2 separate regions of the Homo sapiens genome follow, and region 1 is linked to region 2. Evidence: chromatin loops called from intact Hi-C (ENCODE). Cell type or tissue: heart left ventricle. All regions are shown on one strand.

What was found. Hi-C counts contacts between places; a loop is a spot of excess contacts. Peaks named below come from ENCODE experiments on the same cell type or tissue, not always from the same donor. Only the 100,000 strongest peaks of a DNase experiment are listed, where the experiment ranks them.
Region 1: it touches region 2 in a loop (2.0-fold over the local background); 1 of 110 quality-filtered maps calls a loop at or near these places.

What each region holds. Positions count from the first base shown.
Region 1 is chr16:17,311,607-17,315,606 of GRCh38, reverse strand. The region is part of intron 2 of XYLT1 (xylosyltransferase 1); the gene reads left to right. Among named protein-coding and RNA genes, the nearest start is that of XYLT1, 160 kb to the left of the region's middle. In heart left ventricle, no CTCF peak of the experiment used is centred here; a DNase peak (open chromatin) is centred at 2,326; H3K27ac peaks cover 1,439 bases.
Region 2 is chr16:17,432,614-17,436,613 of GRCh38, reverse strand. All of the region lies in intron 1 of XYLT1 (xylosyltransferase 1), which reads left to right. Among named protein-coding and RNA genes, the nearest start is that of XYLT1, 36 kb to the left of the region's middle. In heart left ventricle, no CTCF peak of the experiment used is centred here; no DNase peak of the experiment used is centred here; H3K27ac peaks cover 396 bases.

The sequences.
Region 1 (4,000 bases), 120 kb after region 2:
GGGAATAGACTTATCTTTGACTTCCTAGAATAATAGACATCCTGGTAGAGAGACGGGACAAAACCAACAACCAACACATAGGTACAGTGTTACAATAACGATCTGCTGTGACTAGTGCTGAGATAGAAGCAGAAGATTCTAGAATTGAGAGTTAGGGGAGCGAGAATTCTCTACTTGTGATAGGGGTTTGGGAAATGGCTCTCCAGGAAACTGACATTTCAGCTGAGATGCAAAGGATGAGGCTGGGGAGAAGAACATGCCAGTAGGGGGAAGAACATGTGCAAATGCACAAGGTGACAAAGAGCATCCACAAGGCAGGAGATAGATGGAGACCAGGGTAGCTGGAGGGAGGGAAAGAGAAATGAGTTTGGGTTGAATGGAGAGGCAGGTTCAGGACATGCTGAGCTTTGTAAGTCAGTCCTAGGAAGGAGAATGGATTTTCTCCTAAGGACTTGCCTGGCTTTTTTCTGTAGTCTCTAAATCTTCCTCCCTCCTTCTGCCTTTTCCCCAGGTGGGCCATCCCCAGCATAGCTCCCAGAGCTGCTCTTTTAAATCATGAGTCAGATGAAGTCTTGACTCTGCGAATAACCCGCCACGTGGCTCCTCATGCCTCTTTCAGTATAAGCCAAGGCCTGACCTTGGCCCACCAGGCTGCATTTGACCTGGGTACCTCTCACCTCTCTACTTTATCACCTCCGCCACCTACACACCTGCCTGACAAACTCGTACCAGGACTGAACTTTTCTCTTTTTCTTTGGCTAAGCTTCTAGCTGTCAAGTTGTATATGAGTTATATAATACAAAGCATCCCTTTTTGCTTTGGCCACCAGGGAGCTCAGAGCCTCATCTAATGTTAATCATAATTATTCTGTTAGCTTTGGTTTGTCAAGTTTCTCCTCTATCACTTTGATTATTGATTTTTCTCTCACTAGTGTAGTGGTTTTCTTGTTTCTGTGTCTTTCATCACAGGCCTTTCTTTCCTGGAATGGGAGGGGATAGATAATAATTTGGTTTCGCATGTTGCTCTCAGCTGATTGTGCATACATTTTCACCCAGTATGCGTTCTCTTGGATAGCAGATGGATGGATGGCTGCCATTCATGGAGGAGCAATTGGTGGGAGTCAGAGAGGTACTTCTCATGCTCCAAGGGAAGCCTGTAGTGCATATTCTAGGACCTGGAATCTAGTGGTTTCTAGAGGGCTCTAAAAAAATGACTGACTCGGCAACGTGCAGCGGGGTGGGCTGACTAAGCACTTTTCCTCCCTCTCTGCAGCACCCCAAGGGTGCTGTTTTGTGGGTGATGAGTGGGCCTGGGGAGGCTCCTGAAGTCAGGGCCCACCAGGTTCCCTGCTGGGGAGCCAGTGACGTGTTAACTTAAGGGCCACACACAAGGGGCCTGTTGCTTCTAATCTTTCTCTAGGATCTCCTGATCTTGAGATTTTGGAGCTCCTGAAATGATTTCTGGACAAGAGTCGACTTTAGAATTCAAAGCTAGTAACTAGTGAGTCGACAAGTTTGGTTTGGCCTGCAGAGTGTCTTAAAACAATTGAGTTCTAATGTTCTTTTGGCTGGACAGACCCTCTCCAGTGTCCTGACCCTCCCAGGGTGGATTGATTTATCACTGATGACCTTGACACATGGCTGAGGCCTGGCCTGTCTGAGGCAACTGCATTTTGAATCTCTGGACAGAATAGAAATAAAAGCCCCTTAATTATATCCCCTTATTCCCATTCTCCCTGTAGGTTCATAGTTTGGGCTGGATCCTTCCAGCCTAATCCACACTTTTCAGCTGAGGATACTGAGTCTTGGAGAGGTTAACAGATGAGGCTGTTTCTTGGGTCCTAACCACAGTCGCTCCATGTCTGGGCAGAACCACTCCCAATGCTATCATGGATTCCTATGAACTTTTTTTTTTTTTTAATGGTTTGGATGTTTTCCCCTCTAATGAAAGGAAACCTTTTCTTGCCTAAGTTACACAGACAGCATTATAGCAGCATCAATGCTGTTGAAGGAAAGAATTCACCCACAGTCCCACGGATCTGGCTAGAAACCAAGCTGTGTGCATGGGTCTAAGCAGTCCCTGTCCACATGCATAGATCATCTCCACATATTTCTAAGCACAGGGAACATTCCCTTCCAAGGAGCCCAACACTCCATAAAAGTCAGCAGGAAAGGGGGGCCTTGTCTGGTAGGTCGCTGGCTGCCAAGGCTGGCTTGTGTGGGAGGCCTTTTTTGGTGGTGTTACAGCTTTACTGGATGTCCTGTCTGTCCCCTTCTCTCTCCCTCCTCCAGCCCCAGCAGCCAGGGGCCTGGAGGTTGGCGGAGGGCTGAGCAGCCCAGCTTCCTGCTTCCTGGCCTCACAAGCAGGCCTCTGTGAAGTTGCCAGGGCTCCAGGGGCAGGGGCTGAGGCTCAGAACTGCAGATTTTTGTCTAGTTCTGGTGTTGGCAGGCAGCCCAGGCCAGTCCCGAGAACATCACCAGACCAGAAACCTGAGAGCAGATGAGGCAGACAGGCACACCTTTGAGCTGGGATAGAGACTATCCAGGAGCCAACAAGGCTGGGGATCTGTGGCCATGGCCCTGGGCGGACATGCCCTCTCTCCCAGCTTCCCTGCTCAGCCCCGGCCAGGGGGAGCTTTTCCAAGAGGATCCGGTTCTTTGGGATGGGTCTGGAACCTACATTTGACACCTAGAAGTCCTTTTCAAATATGAGTACCCTCAGAAACATCTCTGATCCATGAGCGAGTTTGCACTAGTTACCAGAACTTGCCGGAGAAGTAACACTGCATAGTAGCTTAGAGCTAGATTCCCTGAATTCGAGCTCCTTGGACAAGTCACTTTATTCTGTCTTTATTCTGTCTGTGCTTCAGTTTTCCCATCTGCAAAATGGGATAATAGGATTGCTGTGAAGATTAAACAGTAAATAGAATCACGGATACACACATGAGTATGTTGAAAATGGGTGAAAACAAAAACAAAATCTGCAGTCCCGTTAACAGTATTGTACTGATGTGAATTGCCTGGTTTTAATATTGCACTGCAGTTACATAAGATGTCACCATTGGGGGAAGCTGGGTGAGGGAGTGCAGAACTCTGCTATCTTGGCAACCTCCTGTGAGTCTATAATTATTATTTTTTTAAGTTAGAAAGAAAAACATGTTAATGCGGGTAAGGCCCTGAGACAAGACCCCATACATGGTAAGCGCTACAGGAATGCCAGCCCTGATGATCATGAGGATTTCAGGGATGTTTCATTGAGTCCTTCACAGTACTATGCCAGCAGGGATCTTACAGGTAACAGGAGGCAGAACTTCTGTGATCTCCAGGCCCTACCCTTCCCCTGGATCTCCCTCCTACCTGGCCTGAGCTCTGGGCACAGCAGATGAGTCACCCCCTGGGCGTGCCTGGCTTCACGCCTGCTTCATTTGGCTTGGGCAGTGCTGTGTGTCTAGAACGCCCCTCTTCCTCTTGTCTGTCGGCAAGCTCTTTTTCATCCTCCAGCTCACACCTTGACTCTTCTAGAAGGCCTTTCTGGGCCTCAGACCTCTGCTTAAACCCCCATTGATATGGTTTGGTTGTGTCCCCACCCAAATCTCATCTTGAATTGTAGCTCCTATAATTCCCTCCCTCCATGGAGGGACCCAGTGGGAGATAACTGAATCATCGGGGCAGTTTCCCCTATATTGTTCTCATTGTAGTGAATAAGTCTCATGAGATCTGATGGTTTTATAAGGGGAAACCCCTTTTGCTTGGCTCTCATTTTCCTTTTGCCTGCTGCCATGTAAGACGTGCCTTTTGCCTTCCACCATGATTGTGCGGCCTCCCCAGCCACTTGGAACTGTGAGTTCATTAAACTTATTTTTCTTAATAAATTACCCAGTCTCGGGCATGCCTTTATCAGCAGTGTGAAAACAGACTAATACACACAAGGGGGAAAGGAAACTTTTTACTGCCTAAGTTGCACAAACAGCATGAAATCAGCATCAACGTTGTTGAAGAAG
Region 2 (4,000 bases):
GCTTTCCATTTTTATAGAATGACCTCGTTCCCAACCCGTAGCTTAAAAGCTGAATGTGATTGCAGTAGCTTTAAATAAGATGATCAAATTCAGTTTCACCAATGCTGCCTGGGCCCATACTATGTGCCATCCACGCCCCTACTATGTGCCAGCCACGGTGGTAGTGCTGAGATCAGACCACAGCAAACTCCTGAAAGCAAGGCGATATCATGGCAATGAGTGGGGACTCTGGAGCCAGACAGCCTTGGTTCAAATCCCTTTACCCCTTCCTGTCTGTATGACCTTGGGCAAGTCACTTCATCTCTCTGGGCCTTGACATGCTCATCTCTTAGACCGTGTAATTGTCTTTTCTCACACTGCTAATAAAGACATACCCGAGACTGAGTAATTTATAAAGGAAAGAGATTTAATTGACTCGAAGTTCTAACATGGCTGGGGAGGCCGCACAATCATGGCAGAAGGCGAACGAGGAGCAAAGTCATGTCTTACTTGATGGCAGGTAAGAGAGCATGTGCAGGGGAACTCCCATTTATTAAACCATCAGATCTCATGAGACTTATTCCCTACCATGAGAACAGGATGGGGGAAACGGCCCCCATGATTCAGTTATCTCCACCTGGCCCCGCCCTTGGCATGTGGGGATTATTACAATTCAAGGTGAGATTTGGGTGGGGACACAGCCAAACCATATCAGTGGAGACATTACTACTACTTCCTGCCTTTAGTTGGAAGTAAATAAAGTCATGCATTCTTCATGCCTCCTATAGTACATACAAATTCTTCAGTAACTGCACAACATCTACCCCAGCTGCTCACGGGTGATGTAAGATGAAAATAAAGTCAATGAGAGAATCCTTGGAGGATTCAGCCCTGGAGAGAGGGCACCAGGTCTTTAGTATACCAGGTTCCCTTTGGCCACCTGCTGGAGCCTGGCACATAGTAGGAACTTTGTAGATGTCGGTTGAATCAATGAAGACTCCTTAGACTTTTTTTTTTCCTTCTCATCAGGAAGCATTTACCTTCACAAGCTCTGAGGCCCAACTTAGATGTAACCAAACCCACAGCCACCTTCAGGCAGGGACAGAGCCTGAAATAGCCCAAAGGGCCCTCATCACGTACACTTCTTCGTTTACTGCAGCTGCCGTTGCCTTTTTTAAAAACTTGCTTGTGTCGTAGAAGAAAGTGACCAGATAATGGATTGCTGGGTTCTTGTAGGGGGTGAGGGGACAGTGTGCCTTGGTAAAAGAAGGTTCCAGAAGGCCAAATGGCTTTCCTTTAGCTTTATGTGGGGCTCTGAGGCCCGCTGTCAGCCCCTTTCCATGCATTTCTGCTTTGGAGTCTATTTATGTGAAAAGTCAGTGAATGGAGAGTTCTGTGCGTGCTTCCAGGACAGATCCCAGGAGGAAGGAAATGGTTCTTAATGTACTGACACTTCAGCCTGGTGTAACCCCTGACTCTTGCATATGGTGCGTGCCACGCCGGACCTGAACCATGTACGCAGAAGGCATCTTACAGGCATCTCTGCCTTGTTGCCTGGGAAGTAAGTGGCCTGTCCAGCCCTGCCAAGAAAGAGCCAGCTAGGAAAGATGAACTAAGGTGTGTGCCATGAGTGCATGGGCCAAGCGTCACTGAGCACCTCCTGTGAGCTAAGCATGCTTTCTTCTTTCATCTGCATTAAAACTCCACACCTGTGTTGTTGGGATTGCTAATTCCATTCTTCTTCTTCTTCTTTTTTTTTTTTTCTTAGAGACAGGGTCTCGCTCTGTTGCCCAAGCTAGAGTGCAGTGGTGCAGTCATAGCTCACTATAGCCCTGAACTCCTGAACTGAAGAGACCCTCCCACATCAGCCTCCCAAGTAGCTGGGGCTACAGATGTGTGCTACCACACCTGGCTAATTTTGTAATTATCAGTATTATTTTTGTAGAAATGGGGTCTTGCTATGTTACCCAGGCTGGTCTCGAACTCCTGGCCTCAAGTGATCCTTCTGCCTTGGCCTCCCCAAGTTTTGGGATTACAGGCATGAGCCATTGTGCCTGGCCCCATTGTTTTTTTAAATGATTAACTTGAGGGTTACAGAGAACTGGCTTATTCAGGGTTGCTAAGCCTGATCTGTTTTGTTTATAGCTCACTTTTCTTAATAATTGTTTTGTTTTCAGAAATGACAAGTAATGCATCTTCATCATTGCATACTTACGAAAGACAGAAAGGCATTGTGTGGATAACAGACTTTCTCTGGCTGTTGCCAGAAGGAAGAGGGATGTGGAGCGAGGTGGTTCCTGGAAGGAAATCCTGTAATTTACTAGCAGGTGATGACACGCTTGTCACCACCTTCTTTGTGGATGGGACATGCTTCATTCTGACCCTTCCCAGAACTTTTCCCAAAACATCATTTGACATTGATGATGATGGAGGCAATCTGCAAAGGTTGGTTCCAGGGCAGAGGCGGGAGTTTCTGAGCCAGAGTGGGTCATTCCCATGCTGTCCACTTAGATAAAGCCCTGGCTTAGAAAACCCCAAACACACTGAAGTGGATACTGTAATGGGATTTATGCAATACTCTATTAAGGGCAAACCCAGTCCCATAAATACATGCCCGAAATTCAATCTGCCAAATGAAACGTTAAAGGCGCCAAATGGATTTCTCGAAAGGATCAGAGCTAAGATGTAGTTTGCCTGCTCTTGATAAGCTTATCCAGCCTTGCCGCTAGGAATGAAGGAAAAAAAAGCGGGGGTGGGGGAACAGAGTTAAGGATTTTACTGTATTCTCCAGTATCTTAGATATTTTCTTTTTCAATGAAAGGGGAGAAGGAGATTATCAGGCCTCTGGCTGTGAAGCTAGTGTTCCTGATTCAAATACCTTTGAGGCTATAGAGGAAATGCTGTTAAGTCCCTCGCTGGAGCCCAAATTCCATTCTTCAGACCCCAAAGCCTCCTCGGCGGGGTTCCTTCTGTACCTGGTAGGCTCAACTACCCAGCACCCAGATGACCAGGGTCATGGCTGGACCCACTTGTGGGCCATCCCAAGTCCTAGTTTCTAGCCCCAAGTTCTGTCTTTGACCCTGAGCTGGCTGCTACCATCATGCGTGTTTGTGGATTCTGAAGTGGGCTGGGGGAAGATGGCCACTGCAGACACTGTGGATCATTCTAGGCAACCCTTCCCGACCGTGCTTCCTTACTTTTTATGATTCTCCCATCTGCTGGAAATATTGTTTTTCCCAAAAAGGGGATGTTGCAATAGCTCAACATTTCTTAAGATTTTCTTTCTCCATCTGGAGGCAAGCCAAAGGTATATCACTAGAGTTTTCATTTCCTTCCAAGCACATGGGAGTTTTTTCTGCCATCAGAGTGTGACCTCAAAAGAGTCACTTTTCGGGGTGATAGCATGGTTCAAAAGACATGGCTTGTTGGGTGGGCATGGGAGTTTTGGGCGTGGCTGCATGTGGGGCGAGGTGAATTTGGCTCTCCACTTAGCAAGTTTTCTCTTCCTTTTTTTTTCTAACACAGCTGATGGGCTGAGCCTTTGTCATCATTACCGTCACTCCTGATTCCCATTCTCCTCAGGGCTTAGGTCTTTGGAAGCTCCTGGGCTGGGATTGGGTTGGGATTGGAGGCTGTGGGTTTGGAGGCATCTTCGAGGGCACTGCCCGTCTCTGCCCGAGTGATGCTCTGACCACAGATGAATTCATCGTTCACTGTAAAAATCAAATACGTGGCCCTTGCGTGTTTTTTTTTCCTCTTTTGACAAGACAATTGATGTGCCATCTCCAGCGTATCTGCTTGGGTCGGAAGACTTGCTTTAGCCTCCTCTAGAACAACCAGCGTGTCTTTGGGTTTATTGCAGTCTACAGGATCTCTATGTTATTTAAGGACTAGAGAGGTGAGCGATGAAAAAGGGAAAGATATAATGGGAACCATTTTTTTAAACAACTTTATTGAGATGTGATTTACATACTGTAAAATTTACACATTTCAAGGGTTCTATGCAATAATTTTTAGTAAA